Regions from separate parts of the Mus musculus genome. Here regions 1 and 3 are each linked to region 2. A link is a loop called in an ENCODE intact Hi-C map of the cell type or tissue named here. Cell type or tissue: heart. All regions are shown on one strand. Each heading gives the region's core, and the rest is flanking DNA. Links, peaks and the distances in the headings are about the cores only. Region 1 holds the start of 2900076A07Rik (RIKEN cDNA 2900076A07 gene). Region 2 overlaps Slc28a1 (solute carrier family 28 (sodium-coupled nucleoside transporter), member 1). Region 3 overlaps Pde8a (phosphodiesterase 8A).

Evidence for each region. A loop is a pair of places that touch in the nucleus more often than their neighbours do. Peaks named below come from ENCODE experiments on the same cell type or tissue, not always from the same donor. Only the 100,000 strongest peaks of a DNase experiment are listed, where the experiment ranks them.
Region 1: it touches region 2 in a loop (4-fold over the local background); 3 of 42 quality-filtered maps call a loop at or near these places.
Region 3: it touches region 2 in a loop (4-fold over the local background); 39 of 42 quality-filtered maps call a loop at or near these places.

The regions. Positions count from the first base shown.
Region 1 is chr7:81,519,371-81,526,417 of GRCm38, reverse strand. It overlaps 2900076A07Rik (RIKEN cDNA 2900076A07 gene), which reads right to left and starts at 2,868. Exons shown (of 4, transcript NR_160675.1): 1 at 2,742-2,868. In heart, for the core only: a CTCF peak has its summit at 3,265; a DNase peak (open chromatin) is centred at 2,947; H3K4me3 peaks cover 2,208 bases; H3K27ac peaks cover 1,820 bases.
Region 2 is chr7:81,164,109-81,171,155 of GRCm38, reverse strand. It overlaps Slc28a1 (solute carrier family 28 (sodium-coupled nucleoside transporter), member 1), which reads right to left. Exons shown (of 18, transcript NM_001004184.3): 13 at 6,717-6,885; 14 at 6,433-6,630; 15 at 3,109-3,190; 16 at 2,094-2,192; 17 at 1,878-1,989; 18 at 740-1,616. The coding sequence ends at 1,544. Among named protein-coding and RNA genes, the nearest start is that of Gm44968, 39 kb to the left of the region's middle. In heart, for the core only: a CTCF peak has its summit at 3,861 (motif pointing left); no DNase peak of the experiment used is centred there; H3K27me3 peaks cover 577 bases.
Region 3 is chr7:81,333,622-81,340,473 of GRCm38, reverse strand. It overlaps Pde8a (phosphodiesterase 8A), which reads right to left. Exons shown (of 22, transcript NM_008803.3): 22 at 5,939-6,852. Among named protein-coding and RNA genes, the nearest start is that of Rps17, 8.2 kb to the left of the region's middle. In heart, for the core only: CTCF peaks have their summits at 3,864 (motif pointing right) and 4,558; DNase peaks (open chromatin) are centred at 4,113 and 4,523; H3K27ac peaks cover 908 bases.

The DNA.
Region 1 (7,047 bases), core at 976-5,975, 360 kb before region 2:
TTTCTAAAGGAAACACAAAATGTAAACCCATTTGTATTCTTGTGTCCACAATTATACAGCTTCTAGAGGTGTGTGTGATGTGTGTGCATTTCGTATAATTGCATTTACAGGTGACACTGCTGCCCATGTCACAATTTCAACAGTGACACTTACTTATAAAACAAAAAGTTATTTTTATAACATTTGGATAAAGCCACTTAAAACCAGAGCCTGGTGCATGCTAACTGAACACTCCAGCACTGACCTATATTCCCAGCCTTTGTACCCTTTATTTGGAGACAAGGTCTCTCTCAGTTATCCAGACAGTTCTTTTTCTTTTTCTTTCTTTTAAAGGTTTATTTTATGTATATGAGTACACTGTTGCTATCTTCAGACACACCAGAAGAGGGCGTCAGATCCCATTACAGATGGTTGTGAGCCACCATGTGGTTGCTGGGAATTGAACTCAGGTCCTCTGGAAGAGCAGTCAGTGCTCTTAGCCACTGAGCCATCTCTCTAGCCCCAGACAGCTCTTGAACTGCCATCCTCCTGATATAACTTCAGGAACACTGGACCTCAGGTCTGTATTGTCAGGCTTGGAAGGAAAGCACTTATGCTTACAATATGCTTCCTATGGGAGCCTCTGAAAGCCTTCCGATGTTAAGTAAGGTCAAAATATTTTCCATCAAAACAAGAGAGTGACAAACAGCAGAGTTTAGAATCCACAAAATATGTGGAGACATTGACCACTGTCAAAACTACTGGGGTGTGTGCCCTTTATTCTTATCCTTAAAACATGTTTCAGACCTCATTTTCTTTTCTTGTGTGTGGGGGCGGGGAGGGGGAGGGTTTCTCTGTGTAACCTTGGCTGTCCTGGAACTTGCTCTGTAGACCCAGGTAGCCTTGAACTCACAGAGATCTACCTGCCTCTGTCTCCCAAATGCTGGGATTAAAGGCAGGGGTAGCCATCACTTGGCTAGCTTTCATTTTCTAATAGCTCAAATATTAATAGCCTATAAATGTTCTTTTGAGCTCTCAATAATTTTAAGGGTATCTTGGGAGCAAAGATTTTGAAATTTGTTTACAGGTAGTACTTAGGGATCCCCCACAGTGAACACCTAACTGAATGGTTCCTTATTATTAAGGTCTTTTGTCATTGATGCTGATAATGTTTCTGTGTTTGCTAATATACAGTTACCTTTTTGGACCTCTTAGGCTCCCTTCCTTGACAGGTTTCCACTGTCCTACATGTTTCCACTGTAGTATAAGAAAGATAATAGCAATAACTCAGGGTCCACTTGAGCTGGCAGCATTAATGCAGGGCAAACCTAAAGCTACACAAGCACCAGATGTCATATTACCTACAAACAGACAGACAGACAGACAGACAGACAGAGAGAGACTGATTACAGTGAACTTTACAGCATCTCTCCTCGACTTGTAGGCAACTTACAAATTCTTTATAGTGAATTTCCCATAAAGAGGCTAGGGTAAAGTTCTACAGGTTGCCAGCACAAAGCCATAGTGAGCGCACAAATAAGTATTCCGCTACAAGCTTTCTAGGGGGAGCTCAGATCTTGCTTAAGACCCCCAGGGTTTTCTATGCAATAACAGGCAATAGGTAAGGAAGATTCCCATGTTTGCCTTCTGTTGCTACACAGTACACCGGGAACGGCAGACACGGCAAACTCATCTCCATCGAGAGCAGCACTTCTCAACCTTCCCAATGCTGTGACTTTAATACCCTCATGTTGTGGTGACCCCAACATACAATTATTTTTGTTGCTACTTCATAACTGTAATTTTGCTACTGTTTTGAATTGTAATGTAATGTCTGTATTTCCAGTGGTCTTAGGTGACCCCTTAGGTGAAAGGGTCATTTGATCCCAAAGGGGTTGTGACCCACGGTTGTGACCCACTGATCTACAGGGTCAAACATGTTGATGGCTGACGAATGACTTTCCTTTGGTGGACTCACACCTTATCTAAGCTTTATATATATGTATGTTCGTGTCTTTGTGAGTGAATGACATATGTGTGTGGTGCTCAAGGAGGCCAGAATAGTGTGTTGGACTCCTTGGGTCCTGAGGTACAAGTGATTTGATATAGGTGCTGGGAACCAAACTCAGAGCCTCTGGAAGTGCCACAAATGCTCTTAACTACTAAGCCATCAGGCTAGTATCTAAGTGCACCTCACTACTGTCTTCACTCCTTCAATTTTCCAACCTCCTACCCATCCACGCACACCATCAGAAAGCAATATAAAAACTCCTTTGTACAAGAATTCTATGGGATTTTAGAATCTGTCCTCAACAAACCATGCAACTTTCCACCGCCTCCTTGCTGCCCTTTTCTAACATTAAATGCCTTTGCTGACACATTCAAGAAACTTAAAAATCACCCACTGCGTGTGCATGTGCTCACGGGCGCTAAAATTACTGCAACAGGTGATTCCTCCCTCAGGCAAGAGTCATCGATTCGGAATGCCTGGATTTACAGAGCCAATATTCAACAGCTCTGTGCATGTGAATATGTGTTTGTATGTGTGCATGTATGTACGTACGTATGTGTGTGTGCTTAATTTAACTTCAGTCTGTGTGACCGCGTATTTCTCCTTCCATATCTACCCACCATTCCGTGGGCTAGCAACCCTCTTTGAAAAAGATGGAGAAAAAACAAACACAGAGAAGGAAGATCGATAGCCGGGCAGCTTACCCATCTCTTCTCCCATTCCTGGGACGCCTGCCACGTCAGCCACTTACCTGGACACCATAGTCACCCGCCGCACAAGGTGGCCAAATACTGGGTCAACTTGGCGAGACAAAAGCCGCTAGCATCAGGTGTCAGGCTCTCGGTCATAATTTCTCCCTCCTTCCGGTGGAAAATGAGTCCACTTCCGGCTTCTTAGCCGTAGGGAGGAAGTTCCACGTCAGGCACCGCGCGGCGCGGCTGGGCTTGGCTCTTCCCAGTGCGCATGCTCAGAGCGAGTCCTCTGCTGCTTAGCGTCTAGCTGCGTGGCGTCTGGATCGTGGGAGACTCGGGGGCCGGCTTGTAGCTCCTGGGTGGGTGTGGAGAGCTGCCGCATTGTTTTGAGTATGCTATTCTCTGCTCCCCTGGCAGGCGGCATCCTGGGGACTGAAGTACGCCGTCCCGCCCCTGCGACACTCCTCTGCGTTCTTGTGCTACCCAGCCCTGGCTGTTAAGCTTCTCAGTGTTCTTCATTCTTGCCACCCTGCTTATAGAGAGCAAAGCGTGCACTGCACCTCAGTAACCTTTACTCAGTCGCTCTCTTGACTCCCCCTGGTTGCAAGCCCATGCATATTCATCCAGGAAAGGACCAAGAGCTTCCTAGCCTTGATCATGGGTCTAGGAAGATAAGTAAAATCACTTTTGGATAAATTTCCTGAGGATAGACCTCAAATGTTGAGAGACTAAAACAAAAGACATTTGACATTTGCGCCTTGGTAGAGGTAGGCTTCCTCTGTCATTTTGAATATGATATCTTTGCCTTACTTAGTTTCTGGTGATCGCTAAAAATCCTGTGTGTGCTTTGACTTGAGGCAGCATGGCCCTACTCTGTTGTCAAACTTTGTTCTCCTTATTTCTGCTTATTGCTGTGTTTTACAAGGACATCCATCCTGTTGGATTAAAAAGCCCAGCTTATTCCAGTTCACATTGTGAGGCTGCAGAAAAGACTTAAGATTTCAGGGGCGGCAATTACTGAGCACCCTAGTAAGCTGCCAGAGTTCTCCAGGAATGTGCAAACCAAATGCTAAAGTAAACTAAAAGTAAGCAGGTTTAGAACAATGAGTTCAGAGTTCATTTGGATGCTGCGAGTTTGAGGTCAGAATTTGAAGCAAAAAGAACAAAATAAGAAACATAGGTGTAATGAAAGGACCTTACATGCAGTCCAAACATACAAGGCTTTTGGATTTAATATACAAAATCAGGAGCAAAAATGTTACCTTGTTTATCAGCTTGAGCCAAATCTACTTCATTTCTCTTACTCATTTAAGATGTAACTTTTCTGGGCATGGTAGCACACTACTTTAATACCAGCCTTCAGGGTTCAACACCAGACTGGTCTACGTGGAGAGTTCCAAGCCAGCCAGAGCTATACAGTGAGAAGCAGAAAGGAGAAGGAGGAGGAAGGAAGGAAGGACGGACAGAGAGCCAGGGCTACAGAGTGAGACCATTACACTCACTTTCTAGGCTTGGCCTGTGCTTTTCTCACCCTGGCATAGGTACACACGGGCATAGGCACACACTGGGCATAGGCACACACTGGGCACAGGCACACACTGGCTCCTTTGCCTGGTACAGGGCATCAAGTTGCACATACTTTACTTGCCTGATTTGCTGTCATGGATGCTGTATTTTATTTATTTATTTATTTATTTATTTATTTATTTATTTATTGTATATGAGTATGAGTACATGGTAGCTGTCTTCAGACACACCAGAAGAGGGCATCAGAGCCCATTACAGAGCAGTCAGTGCTCTTAACCACTGAGCCATCTCTCCACCCCAACGAACACTGTATTTTAACATAAGAAAGCGCTCAGATCATTTACCAGCACCAGTGTCTTAATAGCTAAACCCAGCAAAGATAGCTCAAGAGAAAACTCGGAGTTAAACTCACCAAAAGACAAAGCTCTTGACAGATCACTAAGCCTACCGAGTAGTCTATCCAGATAGACTTAAAAAAAAGAAAGGTTTCCCCAGAAGTGTTTAACGTTTAAAAACCTATCACTGCAATTCATTGTGTTAATAATTTAGGAGTTTAATACTACACAATTATCTGAAAGGTTAACATTTAAAAATCCAGTTTCTATTTAGCGAAATGAGAATAGATAGTAATTTAATGAAAAGCTTTTAGCAGAAGCCTACTGTAAACATGAAACTTAATAGCTATTGTCACAGGGAACAGTAACATGTGAAAATCCATTTTCACTTCTAATATTCAACAGGATGGTAGGTTTTCTACCCAGAGCGATACAAAAAGGGCAGAATCATTAGGAAAGAAATAAAAATATAATTTTCATTTGATTCTCTTTCTAAAAAGATTATAGTGTTAAACTATTAAAAGGTTTAGCAAAGGTTAATTGTTTGTAGGTTCATGGGCTCAAAGGTTAATTGTTAAAGCTTGTGATCTACCAGTAACAAAGTGTGAGAAAGTAGAGCCCCTCAGGTCGGTGAGATGGCAGGTGGCAAGTGTCTTAACTTATTAAACCATCTCTCTGACCCCAGGTGACATTTATGCTGTTGATGCCTCAAAAGAAGTGGCTGGGGAGTTAATATTTTCTGCTATCATTTGTGACATTATTCTCCACTGATGAAATGAAATCAAATTAAAGTATAAAGGCAGGTTTATTGGGGTCAGCTGTTGGGGGAGTTCACTGACCACACAGGAGAGGACCAGTGAATTCACTAATGGTGAGGGAGACAGGGGGGAGAGGAAAGAGAAAGAGAGAAAGAGCAAGCAGAGAGAGAGTGAGAGGCCAAACTGTCTAGATATATAAGGAAGAGCTTCAGGGGGAGGGGCAGCCCAGCCCCTGGGCTAGAAAGTTCAGGGCAGAGGGCAGGGTATGCCAGACCTACGCTGCAACCGGTAGGGACTGAGGGATGCTGGGAGAACCTGGAGGCTAGGTCTACTTATGCACCTCAGCTGCTTGTCCTGGGTCTGAATCCCAAGAATGTGATCATTTGAGTTTTTTCCTCTTTCTTAGCCCTGGTTGTCCTGGAATTCCCTGTGTAAATCAGACGGGCCTGGACCTCATAGAGATCTTCCTGCATCCGTCTCCTGAGTGCTGGGGTCAAAGATGTGTTTCACCACACCCAGCTCATATAACATGTTTAGTTTTTGTAATGGTTTTGCTTCCTCTTTTGTTGTTTCTCTAATGTCTTTTTTGTTTACTTCTATTTAAAAATTTTTATTACATTTATTTATGTATTTGTTGGGAAGGGGGCTCAAGTGTCTGGAAGTCAGAGGACAATTTACAGGAGTCAGTTCTCTTGTTCCACCATGGCAGTCCTGGGGACCAAGTTCCTGTTGTCAGGCTTGGCCACATGTACCTTTAACCACCAAAGTCATCTCACAAGGACTATGCTTGTCTGCTTGGTTGATTGGTTGGTTGACTTATTTGAGACAGGGTTTCACTGTGATTCTCACTCAGTCTGGCCTTAACCTTCTGGTTCTTCTGTGCTAGGATTACTGATCTATGCCTCCACACTCAGCTAATACTTCTTAGTAAGAGTCTAAGATGGTTACCTTTCTTCTGGGATCTGTTACATTACCCTGCTGTTTTTAGTTGCGAATTTGCTTCCAAATACAACCTCATTTATGTTCTTATTTTAATGCATTGTTGTTGTCTGTTCCATTGCTCTTTAGGTTGTAATTAGATTTTGTTTGTTTGTTTGTTTTAGAGACAGGGTTTCTTTGTGTAGCCCTGGCTGTCCTGGAACTAGCTCTGTAGACCAGGCTGGCCTTGAACTTAGAAATCTGCTTGCCTCTGCCTCCCAAGTGCTGGGATTAAAGGCATGTGCCACCACTGCCTGGTTCATAATTAAATAAAAAAAAATTAGAGCACATTGAACTTCACAGAAGGGCGGGAGAGGCACAGAGACTCTGCTCCGTGCACGTCACTTTCATGCTAGCATACCACTACCCATAGGACCACTCTTTCTGCATTCTGTGGGTTTTGATAACTATACAACAACCTGTATCAGAGCTTACAGAGTATTTTCATTGCTTAAGATACCTTTGTGCTATGCCCAGTTTCCCTGACTTTTCCCCAAACCATGACATCTTCACCCTTTGAATAGCTTTGTTTTTCAGAATGTTACAACCATACAGCATTGTAACCTTTTTATAGAGTCTTCTTTTACTTTGTAGCATGTGTTTGTTTCCTGGTTTTAAGGAAATCCTGGTTGCTTCTAAGCTTTCACACTTACAAAGCTACTATAAACAACTGTGGTGGTTCAATAAGAATGATCCTCATAGACTCATGTATTTGAATGCTTGGTCCCAATTCGTAGAACTCTTCAGGAAGGATTAGGAGGTGTGGT
Region 2 (7,047 bases), core at 1,199-6,198:
GCTGAGAGGAGATTGAGTTAGGAGTAGGCTTAGAAGAGTAGTAGGACTGGGGAGCAGGCAGAAGTGGGGGATAAGGGACAGAGGAGTGGGGTCAGAGTAGAAGGAGAGGAGGGGAAGGGAGGGGGAGAAGAGGGGAGGGAAGAAGAGGGGAGGGGAGGGGAGGGGAGGGGAGGAAGAGGAAGAGGAAGAGGAAGAGGAAGAGGAAGAGGAGAGGAGAGGAGAGGAGAGGAGAGGAGAGGAGAGGAAGAGGAGAGATTCTGAAGAGTGAAAATAAGAGACACATGAAAGCCGACTATGAAGAAAAGACAGCTGGTGACAGTTGAGCCAGGAGAGGCTGAGCTGAGCCAGAGAAGATATTGTTAGGAGACATAAAAGAACAACCCAGGAAGGACCCACAAACAAAGTAGATATAAGACTATAGAGACAAAGAATTACAAACAAAAAGCAACATTTTTTTAAAAAAACTACCATGGTGCACTCAGGAAACAGACAGGAGGAACTTTGTGAGGTCCAGATCAGTCTGGTCTACATAGTTCCAGCCAGGGCTACATAGTAAGACCTTGTCACAAACCAACCAGCAAAAACCAACAAAGAAAGCTCCTGGGCAGGCAGTTGGCTCAGCGGGTAAAGAGCTTCCCCAGAACCCACATAAAGTAGAAGGGGACCAACTCTCGAAAGTTGTTCTCTGGTCTCCACACCTCCCTGATGGCACTCACATACACACTGTACACACAAATAGTAAAGGTTTTAAGTTATACTTTATTTTTAGTTGGGAGGGGCAGAGCATGTGCCACGCACATATGTAGAGGTCAGAGGACAGCATGCAGAGATGGCTTCCCTCTTTCACCTTGGGGGTCCAGGCATCAGAGTCAGTTCATCAAGTTAGCAGCAGATGCCTTTACCCACTGAGATCTCTCAACAGCCCAAACAAGAAGTCCTTATGGCCGCAGTGTGATAGTGCGCACCTGTACTCCTGACACTCAGGGGTGACGGCGGGAGGACAGAGGAATAGGGTGACCTCAGCTACAGAGTAAGGTCAATGCTAGAAGGAGCTACATGAGACCCATCTAGAACATCAACAAACCCACCAAGCTCGCATCAAACTTTACCGAGTCAGAGTGGAGCCTGGGCCACTCTGACATCACACCTAATGAGATGGTGCCCCACAGGACACTGGGGTGGAAAGCACTCTTGGAGACTGGGCGGAAGAAGGTCTCTAGAGACAGCTTCTGGGGGCACCCAGCAAGTCCGGTGCTTGGAAGGGAGCAGGGAGGAGGCTTTGGGCAGGTGCACATGAGGGTCCCAAAGAAAGAGGAATAGAGAGGACCAGAATGTCTGCTCTCAGAGGGCGAGGGGGCCGACTAGACACTGGGAACCCACACTTGGAGAGGTAGGACATGGGGAGCAGCAACGGGACCAGGGTGTGAGGCGTCTGTCATTCACTGCAGCGCCTTTTCCCAGCTGTGGGATGGAAGTCGTGGTGAGTCCCATGGCCTTATCCAGGATGGATGAGCCTTGAGGTTAGGAAGATATTTGGTCCCAGCTACGTGCAGACTGTGTGATTGTAAAATCGACAGCAGTTGTGCAGTGCCTCTTGGCCAAACTCCAAGCTGGTGCTGAAAAGAAAGCAGTACACTATCCAGGCTGCTTCTATAGCAATTAATAGGCTGTGCAGCCCTGGGAAAGTCACTCCACATCTCTAGTCTACCTTTCCTCCCCAGCCTTTGTCTTTAAGCCTTTATTTCTTCCTCTCTTGGTCAAGGCTGCTGCAGCCATGACATTCGTACCCAGGTACCCTGGCTCCTAGTGCCAAAAGCAAGAGGGTACTTGGGTTTTTTGCTCTATGACTCTCACATACAGCCCAGGCAGGCACTCACTTTTGGAAGACTTGGCGACAGCACAGGTAAACCTCAAAGCTGCTGCTGCTGACAGTTTGGTTCAGAAGAGACATGCAGTCCACCTCGACCCCCCGGGGCACATAGAGGATCCCTGTGGAAGGAAACAACCTGGAGAGTTGGCTCAGGAGCCAGCACTGCCTGAGAGGGGGTAGAAAGCAAGGGGTCGGAATTCTGAGGCCGCTGCACAGCACTCACCTGCCACACAGGCGTTTACCAGGGACACGAAGGCCCCTGTGATCAGTGCCCGTAGCACAATCTGGGAGAAGTCACTCCTCCGCTGGGGGACCATGGAGGCTGCCGGGGTGCAAGAGAGCTTAGGGCCAAGGAAGCCACCCACCCCTTTGCCCATTTCCTGAAGCCCTGGCACTGCCCTCCTGGCTTTGCTCTCTGGCCCAGCATCCAATTATGTCCTCTTCACCATCACCCACTGTAGCAGGAGGAAAGATAGAAGTTCTCTCTCTCTCTCTCTCTCATCAGGGTCTCACACAGCCCAAGCTGGCCTTGAACTTCCCCCATGTAGTCAAGAATGACTTTAAATTCCTGATCTTCCTGCTGCTCCCAGATGCTCCAAATGTTGAGATTTCAGGCATGAGCCACTGTGCCCAGTCTACGTGGTACTGGAGATAAAACACAGGACCCTGAGCATGTAGAGCAAGCTCTAGCAACTGAGCTACACCCCAGCCCTTGGAGTGTGTGCTATTGTTTGGTTTGTGACAAGGTCTCATACAGCCCAGCCTTGGCTTTGAGTCAGGATTCTCTGATTTCATTCTTCTGGATGAAGGGGTTGTGGATGTATGTCACTATGCCCAGCTAGGAAGATGAGTCCCCAATGTGGCAAATCAAGGACTAGGTCCAGGCCAAGACCCTTCCTGGCCATCACCTCATTTTTCTCTACCCTGAAAGGCTGCTGTGCCCATGCATGCAGAGCCACGTTCATGAGGGACCTTCCTCTCCCTGGCCGGCTGTGAGAGCATAGTGAGAAGCAGAGGTAAGCCAGAAAACTCACATTTTTTTTGAGTGTGTGTGTGTGTGTGTGTGTGTGTGTGTATGTAGGGAGCGGGGAAGGGAGCAGAAAGGGGCTGCGGTGAGGGTGTCTGTCCTCCATTTACCTGTGACCTCCACCCTTTACTCTGCATATTGTCCCACCAACCCTCCCCACCCTCCCCTGGAGTTCTCCTGTCCCCTGGGAGCTGCCCAGCCCGGGACTCACTCAGACCCCCCAGCATGATGCCAATGGAGCTGAAGTTGGCGAATCCACAGAGGGCATACGTCGTCAGGATCTCTGCTCTGACCTGAAAATGCAGATTACAAGGAGGCCTCCCTCCAGGACATGAAGCATCCCTGGCCTTCATTCACTCAGTTCCTTTATGGCCTTGGTCTTGGAGCCCCTGTGATAGAGCTCTGCTGGCCACATGCTCCCACTCTAAGTCAGCTCGTACTCAGCTACCCCCCACCCCCCACAAGCCTCTCTCTCAGCTGTCCTTCAGCCTGTGTCCTTAAGACACACCTTTTGTTTTGTGTTTTTGAGACAGAACCTCAAGTCGCCCTAGACTGTCCTCGAGCTCATTATATCAAGAATGATCTCGAACTCCTGACCTTCCTGCTTCCACCTCTGAAGTTACAGACAGTAATCTACAGCACTGTGCCCAACTTGTGCAGCGCTGGAAATCGAACCCAGGGCTTCATGTATGCTAGGCCACTCTACCAGCTAAGCTACATCCCCTGTCCAATTACCAGCTTTTTGGGTTCTGATTCAGGCTGGTTCAAGTGTGCCAAAGGCCACCTTTTCTCCCATCTCTGCAGTCTCTTGCTTCTTTCTGGTCTCTGCAAATACCTGTACTTTAGGGGCTGGCGAGAAGGCTCAGTGGTTAAGAGCACTGACTGCTCTTCCAGAGAACCTGAATTCAGCAACCACTGGTGGCTCACAGCCATCTATAATGGGCTCTGATGCCCTCTACTGGAATGTAGGTGTACATGCAGATAGAGCCCTCATACATAAAGTAAACAAGTCTAAACAAAAAAGATACAAACCTCTCCTTATTAGGAGCTTAAAAACAAAACAAACAGCCGGGGCATAGTGGCGCAAGCCTTTAATCCCAGCACTCAGGAGGCAGAGACAGGAGGATTTCTGAGTTTGAAGCCAGCCTGGTCTACAAAGTGAGTTCTAGGACAGCCAGGACTATACAGAGAAACCCTGTCTCGAAAAACAAAAACAAACAAACAAAAATGGAACACTTTGAAGTAATTGCTTGCTACTCATGCCTCACACCATAGATTAAGTAAATTTTAGACCACTGAAGAAAAGACGTATTTTAAACATAAAACCATAGGCTACCATAGGATAATGACTATAGCTTCAAGGTAGTTGTGTCCTACTCATTTGGGGGTTGACTAAATACGCTAAGGCTCACAAAGTCCAGTGGCAGAAGCTCACATAGACAAGGCAGCTGTGCCAGAGGTGGCGGCATCCAGTCCTGTCCAGCTCAGCTCAAGGTCTTACCAGTTCATCTCGTTGTTTCTGGAATTTTTGTTTGTTTGTTTTTGTTTCTGGAATTTGATACTTACACAACCACTTTATAAGATTAGAAAGAAGGGAATGGAAAAGGGAAATCTTTCAGAGAGAAAGGTTTGGTATAAAAATTATTGTTTAAAAAAATTAAATTCTTTCAAACAAAATTAAGAGGAGGGAATAATAGGGGGAAATTACAGAAAGCCATAACAGAAATAATCTAGGCCTGGTGGCCTGGCCTTGAACTCCTAGTTAGATGGAGGTTAGAGGACTATGAACTGAAGGCTTGCCTGGGTAACTTAATGAGACTTTGTCTCAAAGCAAAACTGGAAACATTCTAAAGGTAAGAAAATTTTTCTGGAATTCTTTTCTTTAAACACATTTTCTTTAAATGTGCTTTGATGTTATGCCTGCATGTGCATACATATGAGGATATCAGAGCTCTCGGAACTGGAGTTATAGAGTTCTGAGCTGTCATGTGGGTGCTGGAAATTGAACCTAGGTTCTCTAGAAGAGCAACTAGTGCTTTAAACTGCTGAGCCATCTTTCCAACCCTCTTGGTACTCTCTAAGTAGCCAAGTATGGTCCTGAATTTGTGATCCTCCTGCCTCTGCTAACTGAGGATTGGGCTTAACAATTTGTGCAGTGCTGGGGATCAAACCCAGAGCTCTGTGCATGCCATTCAAACATTCTGCCAAATGGGCTTCATCTTCAGCCCTCAACATGCCTTCAAATACAGACTTCCAGTGCAGCTTTATTTCTGGGGGTAACTGTAGTGAGGCACACTGAGGCGGCACTTAGCCTCTACTATAGCAGTTAGGAAAGTTGCTCCAGGAGGGCTTGGCATGGAGTTGTGCTTAACCACACCTCAGGAAGCTCCTGAAGAAATGACCCAGGAAGCAGGGAAAGTTCTACACTGAGATATTCACTTCAACATCGTCATACACATAGCCAGACAAGGAGTTCAGCTGATGATCCAAGAGCACAATGCTGGAAAATATGGTAGACACTCTAGTTTGGGCCTGTGAGATAGCTCAGCAGGTGAAATGCTGTCATTATGCATGACATTCTAAGGTCAGTCAATTCCTACAAATCACCTTCTGGCTTCCATACGTGTGATATGGGAGAGAGAGAAGAGAGAGAGAGAGAGAGAGAGAGAGAGAGAGAGAGAGAGAGAGAGAGAGAAGAGGGAGGAGGGGAGAGAGGGGAGGGAAGAGTGGGGAGAAGAGGGGGCATACATACACACAGAGAAACACAGGCATATACACACAAATACTCTCTTTCTCTCTCACACACACACACCCACACACTGAAATAACTATTATATATTTTAAAGATAACATGAATTTTGGAGCCAGGCATGGTGGCAAATGCGTTTAAGCCCAGCATTCAGGAGGTAAAGGCTGGCCTAGTCTACAGAGGGAGTTCCAGGCCAGAAAAACCCTGTCTCTTTAAACAAAAACCAAAATCAAAATAAATAACCAAACAAAAAGATAAGTAAATTTCTAATGGTGTATAGCTCAGTGTTTGGTGTGCATGAGGGCCTAGTACAATCTTAAGCATTGAAAATAAAAAGCTCAATAGATACACCCTAATGAGGATGGGGAAAGCTGGCTACAATGTAACATAGATAAGCAACTGTGTAAATTCTGTCTTAGAACAAACAGCTGGCCATGAAGGCTCACTCCTGTAATCCCAGCACTTGGAAGGCAGACGCAGAAGGAGTTCAAGGCCATTCTTCTATATATCTTTGGCCAGCCTGGGCTACATGAATCCATATCCCCAAAACAACACACGAAAAAGAAGAAAACAGATAAAAGCAATCGCTGTTGTCTAAGGATAGCGAGATTATTATAGACATTTAAAAAAAAATTCCTAACATTAGGTTATGACTCTGTATTCTTTCAGAAAGGTTAATTTTATAATTGCATGGCTTACATAATTTTGTTCATGGCAGTGTTTTTAGGATAAATGTTAATAACCCGCTTTCCAAAATAGAGGCAAGAAGCGGATCAGGACACTCACAGAGATCCACTGTTTCTTGTCACCAAGCCACTCCTCAGCCCCTGCCAGGCGTCGCTGCTTGTACTGGGAAAGCTCTTGATAGGCCACAAACTCATTGAGAAACAGCTTGATGCCCAGCAGCTCAGCCACTACTGGACAGTCCTCCCAGGCCACGCCCATCAAGAAGGCCACAGGCCGCAGGACGTAGGAGCAGATGAGCTGAGGATAAAAAGGCAAGAGAACTGGGTGAGATGGAGGGCTCTTCCAGGTATGTCCTGAGACCATCCCTTCCACCACAGCCACACCTGGAAGCTGAGTCCCTGGATGTCCACCATGTCCCCCAGCCAGGAGAGGGCAGCGTTGATGAAGGCCAGTACAGCCAGGAAGGCGATCAGATTGGCAGCAATGTTGGCAACGACCTTCACTGAGATGGCAGCCCCAGCGCTGGCTGCTTCCACGAGGTTCTGGGCATCTCTACCATTGGGATCAACAGGTGTCATTACTAGCATGTCCCTATGATCAGTGAATGTCCCCACCTTATACGGAAAGGGGCTTCAACAGAGGGTTTCAAAACCAAGGAGGTTTTTTTTTTTTTTTTTTTTTTTTTTTCTGAGACAAGGAGATAAATGACTTTAA
Region 3 (6,852 bases), core at 1,740-6,739, 170 kb before region 2:
TCTGATATATGGCCTCTATGAAAAGGTTGTTTCAATCAAGGGGTCACAACCCATAGGTTGAAAACCACTGAGCTAGAGTAACCAGAAAGGAGCCTCAATTGAGAAAATGCCATCATGAGATCTGGCTGGAGGCAAGCCTGTAGGATATTATCTTTATTAGTGATTAGTAGAGGGGGCCCAGTCCATTGTGGGTGGTACCACCCCTGAGCTGGTGGTCCTGGGTTCTCTGAGAAAGCAGACTTAGCAAGCCAGTAAGCAGCAACCGTCCATGGTGTCTGTATCAACTCCTGCCCTGCTTGAATTTCTGGCCTGACTTCCTTTGATGATAAACAGTGTTACAGAAGTCTAAGCCAAATAAACCTGTCCCTCCCCACAATAGTAACTCTTAAGACATGGACTTTGACCACTTAGCCGGGAACAAATAGAAAAAGAACTGTAGATGGTTAAAGCTAGAGGGCCTGCCATTGTACTTTCAACACAAGCGCTGCCTTGGATGGATATTTGCATGAGGTGTGTGTGTGTTGGCTGCACAAGTGTAGGTGCAGTGCCTGCAGGAGCCAGAAGAGGGCAGCAAGTCCTCTGGAACTGGCATCGCAGGTGGTTTTCAGCTGCCATGTGCATTCAGGAACCTAACTTACTAGGTTTTCTGCAAGAGCAGCCACTACTAACCGCTGAGCTTCTAGCCTTCTAGAGTTATTTTCTTTTTTTGTTTTTTTTGAGACAGGGTTTCTCTGTGTAGCCCTGGCTGTCCTGGAACTCACTTTGTAGACCAGGCTGGCCTCGAACTCAGAAATCCGCCTGCCTCTGCCTCCCAAGTGCTGGGATTAAAGGCGTGTGCCACCACCGCCCGGCTACCCGAGTTATTTTCTTAATGAGTGTACTTGATATTGTAATTAATTGTCATATAACAAGTGATATTAACATAAGCCTCTTTTTGTGGTTTGTCGAGACAGGGTCTTACTATGTAGTCCATCCTGGCTGTCCTGGAACTCACTGTAGGCCAGGCTGGCCTTGAACTCACAGAGGTCTGCCTTCCAGTGACGTAATGAAAGGCATGTGCCACCATACCCACCTCACAAGCCTCTTTTAAACAGTTTAAAATTCTTGTTTCTGTCTGGAATTATTTTCCTCAAGAACTGTAAGAAACAGACAGTGGAGAACAGCGGTAGCTTTGTAGGGCCAGTCGGGGACTGTCAACATTAGATGTAGCTTGGGTCTTTGTTCAATGTGATCTGATGTCTCTCTACAAGTACAGTGTGGTTGTGTCCCAGGGCCACCTTAGAGTCTGTTTTATCCAGAGAATGATCTGGGGTAGCTGCGCTTTAAGTTTATTAAGCAAGCAAAAGGAGAAGGACAAATAGCAAGCAGTGGGAAATGACATCCGCAAGCCAGGAGCTTAAAAGCTTCATTAAGGCAGCCAGCTGGAGTGTCCAACTGAGAGTGGGGGTGGGGGGGAGGGAGGGAAGGAGAGAGAGAGAACCCGTGGCAGGTAGGCCAGTGTTTCCCCCAGGCGGGGATGAACTGGCGCGGTTGCTGTACTCCAGGGGCAGTGTTTTCATCACCCTTAGCTGTTTGCCCTCCTTAGTCCACATTACAGGGCCAGGGGCCAGCCTGCCCAGGATAGGGAGTCTTGGAGGACTCCTAGAAGAAACAGGTGTGAGTCTGAGCTGAGAAGGTCTAGCTCACTCTCAGCAAGACCAACAGTACACGGCAGTTTCTGTTCTCTTCCTGTAACTGGCACAATGTAGCAAGGTTAATCCTTACATAATCCTGACTACTCTAAGTCTGTATAATCCTGTGGATTTATGGTATTGGAGGAAATGTATGTTAAAAGCAATGTTTCCAATACTCCTCATAAAACCACCGGGAAGGAAAACTCGTTTTCTAAAGCTTTTCCCTGTTGAAGGTCCCACCCTGCCTCTAGGCAGTGAACTTGAATCAGGTTCAAAAGATGGGTATGGTGGTACAAGCCTGGGACCCCAGCCCTTGTGAGGTGGAGTTTAAAAGACAAAACAAAAACCAGACAACCAAAAGGCTCTGTGGCTGGGCCTTAGTTCAGAGTGCTCACCTAGCATGCAGGGAGGCACCGCATAACCCAGCATGCAGGAGGCACCGCATGACCCGCACAGCAGCACTGACTTCTGACACATGCACATTAACCCGGACGCCTCCGGCCAGCTGACTCACACACAATTCCAGGCCTGCCAGGGCTAGATATCGAGTCGACTCCATCTCTAGAAAAACAAAACAATTCTCAACACTGGAGAGGGAGAGGAAGGAGGGTCAGAAATTTAAGGCTAGCCAGACAGTGGTGGCGCGCGCCTTTAATCCCAGCACTCGGGAGGCAGAGGCAGGTGGATTTCTGAGTTTGAGGCCAGCCTGGTCTACAGAGTGAGTTCCAGGACAGTAAGGGTGCACTAGCGTGTGGATACTCGTGTGTGTTGGTGCACTGGCGTGTGGATACGCATGTGTGTGTGGGGTGCACTGGCGTGTGGATATGCGTGTGTGTGGGTGCACTGGTGTGTGGATACGCGTGTGTGTGGGTGCACTGGTGTGTGGATACTCTTGTGTGTGTGGGGTGCACTGACTTGAGGTTGAAGTTAGGAGCCTTCCTCCATTGCTCTCAGCACTGTCTATTGAGACAAGGTTTCTCCTTGAATCTGGAGCTGCTGTAGGCGATTGGGCTAGCGGCTTGCCCTGCTTCTTGCTGGGATTACAGGCAGGCCCAGACCCGTGGGTCGGGAGTCCCAACTTTAGAATTATACATTTGCAAGTGCTTTTCTTTCCTTTCCTTTTTCTTTTCTTTCTTTTTTTTTTTAACATTTTAAAAGATTTATTTATTTATTATATTTAAGTACACTGTAGCTGTCTTCAGACACTCCATAAGAGGGCGTCAGATCTCATTAGAGATGGTTGTGAGCCACCATGTGGTTGCTGGGAATTGAACTCAGGACATTCAGAAGAGCAGTCAGTGCTCTTAACCACTGAGCCATCTCACCAGCCCGCAAGTGCTTTTCCCTTGCCTGTGTGTGTGCATGCGCGTGTGTCCCAGGCTTGTACCACACACACACCATCTTAAGAGAACAAGAGTTAGTTTATTATTCTAGAGCCCTTTTGAGTGACCATGGTCTGGGAACACAGTAGATTATTCCAAATTCCATGTTTCACTGTGGAAGCAGTTTAATGAAGTTTTTTTGGTTTGGTTTGGTTTGGTTTTTCGAGACAGGGTTTCTCTGTATAGCCCTGGGTGTCCTGGAACTCAGTGAGTACTTTGTAGACCAGGCTGGCCTTGAACTTAGAAATCCGCCTGTCTCTGCCTCCCGAGTGCTGGCATTAAAGGCGTGCGCCACCACACCTGGCAGTATAATGAAATTTTTATGGTTTTACAGAATAAAGTCAGAAATCAGGGCTAATACATCAAAGAACAGGCACAGTGAGATGGGGAAGTCTTCACCCAGGCCCGGGATGCTGTCCCATGACATCCAAGCTTTCGAGTTGGTGGAAGCCAGTGGCCCGCTAAGTCAGTGGATTCTAGAAGGTTTTTCTCTTAGTCACAGGATTAGTGCCCTGTGTTAGCTCTGACACACGAGGACAAGGAATGGCTGTTTTGAGGTTGGAACTGTATCGGGATGGGACCTGCAGCATTCCAGACTCCCAACAGGACTGAAGTTCTCCCAGTCAGTCTCTGCAGACACTGCCCCTTTTCAAGAGTTTCCGTTCACAAGAACCATCTCCCTACCCACCCACCCCCAGCCCCACCCCAAATTATTTTTGTCTTCCTGTCCTCAGATATACGAAACAGTTACCCCTCTTTATTTATGTGTGCTCCTGGAAGAGTACTCACGTGTTCGTGGAGTCCAGAAGAGGGCGCCAGAGCCCCTGGAATTACTGGTGGTTGTCGGTGCTGCGAACTAAATCCTGTCTCTGGAAGAGCAATGTGCCTTGGCCGCCAAGCCATTTTCTAGCCCCTAACCCTATTTTTAGAAAGCCTGTTCAGTCTACCCTCTAGCTATATAATTTCCACTCTCTCCTGGACAATAGCACAGAGCCTTGATGTGCCCTGACCCTCCCACGCTGTTCCACTCACAGTGCTGTTCTTGGCCCTTGACTGGATGCTATTGCTTCTTGGCGACTGAGTTTGCGTCCTCCCTTCTAAACAGGGCTCCCTCCACCGGCCAGGAACCCCGCTTTGCAGGTGGGGTTGGAGGCTGAGGAGCAGTGGGGCTAGAGGAAGCTGGAAGGGTGGCGCGGAGCAGCCAGGCAGGCAGGAAGGACCCAGGGATGCGCGCCTTCCCTGGGACACCGCGACTGTGGGATGCAGAGCTTTCTGGAGGGTGATGGTCGGGAAGCTTGCTTTCCTTGGAGTCTTTCCTTTCTGACTTGAAACCATAGAACAGACTGCACAACCTCCGGTGTGACAGTTGTGAGTGGCCTCAAGTTTCCTCTGGGCACAGCAGGATGAGACAATTGTTACACACGGATTCAGTCTCTTCCTGGCTGTGTGAGCTGATGGCGCTCCATTCCCGGCCATTGTTTCTGCTGCCACCAGGGAACAGGCTTCTCTGTGACTCACCGCCCTTCCAGCAGCTGCCTCTTTGAAGCTTCTTGCTCCTTTTCTCCTCTCTCTCCCTCTCCACCAGCCTCACCGCCCCCCCATGGCTACTTTTGTCCAGAAGTTTACCCCTCTTGCTGATCTGACCTCTAAAGGGCATCTGTAGTGAACTTGTCTGAGTTACATGATCTTCCCTTTTGAATGCCAGCCTAGCTAAGTGGGTCTGGTGGGGGGGGGGGTTCCTTTGTCTTTTGGCCACTGAAGCTCCCAGTGGCAATGTCTACGTCCACTGCAAGGGATCTGTCTTGCTTTATGCATTGCTGTAGTCTGGGGGTCTCAAAGTGACAAGGCTTAAAGGCTTACTTTCCGGTGTGGGACCTTTGGGAGGTGGTAGGAACTTTCGAGTGGGGGTCATCTGGCTTGGAGAGGCATGTCCAAAAGAACATGGTGGGACTCTCCTCCACTCTCATTCAGTTCCACACCCAATGTCCCACCACAGCCCAGATGCCACGGCCTGAAGCCTCCCTCTCCTTTTGTCTCAGGCATTTGTCAGTATAATGGAAAGCTGACAACCTGTATGTGCTACCTGGGATTCAGAGTACCCTTTAAATCCTACGCTGGGTCTGTCAAATGGGACCAGGCTCCAACCTTGCCTTGCCCAGCGCCTCTTCCCTTTGCTCTCTGTCCTGTTCTCCTCGTGACAGTTGAGAACATCACCTCCTTCTCTGGGCTTAGCAGGTGTGGAGCTGCGCACCTCTGTGTTGTCACTCAGCAACGCCTGGCTTTCGTTTATTCTTTAGTTACAGCCAGTCGTATATTAAAGGGTCGCAGTGTTAGGAAGACTGAAGACCACTGGTCTAGAAGTTTGGTGTGTTTCTTTTCCTTTAAAGACCATCTTGTCTACCTTGTAAATTTTTTTTTTTGAGACAGGGTTTCTCTGTGTAGCTCTGGTTGTCCTGGAACTTACTCTGTAGACCAGGCTGGCCTCGAACTCAGAAATCTACCTGCCTCTGCCTCCCGAGTGCTGGGATTAAAGGCGTGCGCCACTACGTCCGGCTTACCTTGTAATTCTTATAGCTTCTTTTAGCTCTAAAAATGTTAGGCGTGCTCATGGTGAAGCACCAGCCTCCTCTTCTTCACGGCACTGGGAGGGGGTAAGATGTCTCTTCCTCGATGTTATCTTAGGTCAGGCATCTTCATGCAGGACAAAGAGCCCGTGTTCTTCTCTACAGTGGAGTCTGTGGTCAAACTGAAGAGCCATCATATATTCTGGCTCCACCAGACCTTACAAAGTTGTTTAGCTTCCAGTTTGTTCTACAAAAGAGTTGTCTATCCCAAATTTAGAAAGAGTACTTATTAGGCAATACAAAGAAATGGCAACAAATAACTTCTTAAAAACAAATAGTTTAATTTCATCCAGAAAAAAATACAAGTTTAAAATGAAACTAACATTTCGACATGTCATTGAATATCATCTTTATAGTATTATGCTTATTCAAAATGTGAGGAGATAGACCCTTTATATTTCTAGACTCAAATACCCCATGTTAGTTGTAAAATATCAGCTGCTAGGTACCCAGGTTTGCTTTGCAGGGCATATTTTATAGAAATGGTATAAAATGAGGCAGGCTTTTAGAAATTCAATTATAAAATTTTAGGGAAAAAAAATGGTCAAATCCAATTTTTCTCTGAGAAGGCACCTGTAAAACTCCTGACAGCAGCTGCTCAGAGCTTGTCTGCAGACGTGGCTTCTCTGTTACACACTAGAGTGAGACCCACTACATAAAGCCTTCCCCACTAACATCAAAGAGGAGGGTTTAACATATTCCATAGTGTGGGAAAAATGCATCATTTTAAACTTATAAATCTGCATTTATGAAAATAGGTCTGTAACCAAATCACGCACACACAAGTCATGAATTTGGTCAAGGCATCTGAAATTGGCTTTGAAGTATTTTTAAATTCATAGAAAATATCAAATGTCTAATAAAATAAATAAAACATGTAATAATCGGGAGAATCAACCTTAAATGTCTGCCTCGTTTGCTAGTGGACTTAAGAGAGACGTCCCTTGCAGCAGTGTTCCACAACCTGCAACCACACCTCCCCAGATGCTGCTCTGCAGGCACATGGTCACTGCTAGGAGAGCCATGGTCACCTCTGCAGGGTTCCCAGGGCTGTGGTAACACAGAGTCCAGAGTCGATACAAACCACAGCTCTTGGGGGCCTCACTAAAGAGCCTTGCAGCAAGCTATGGTGTAGATGTGGTCACAGAAGGTGGGCATCCCATGGGCTTTCAA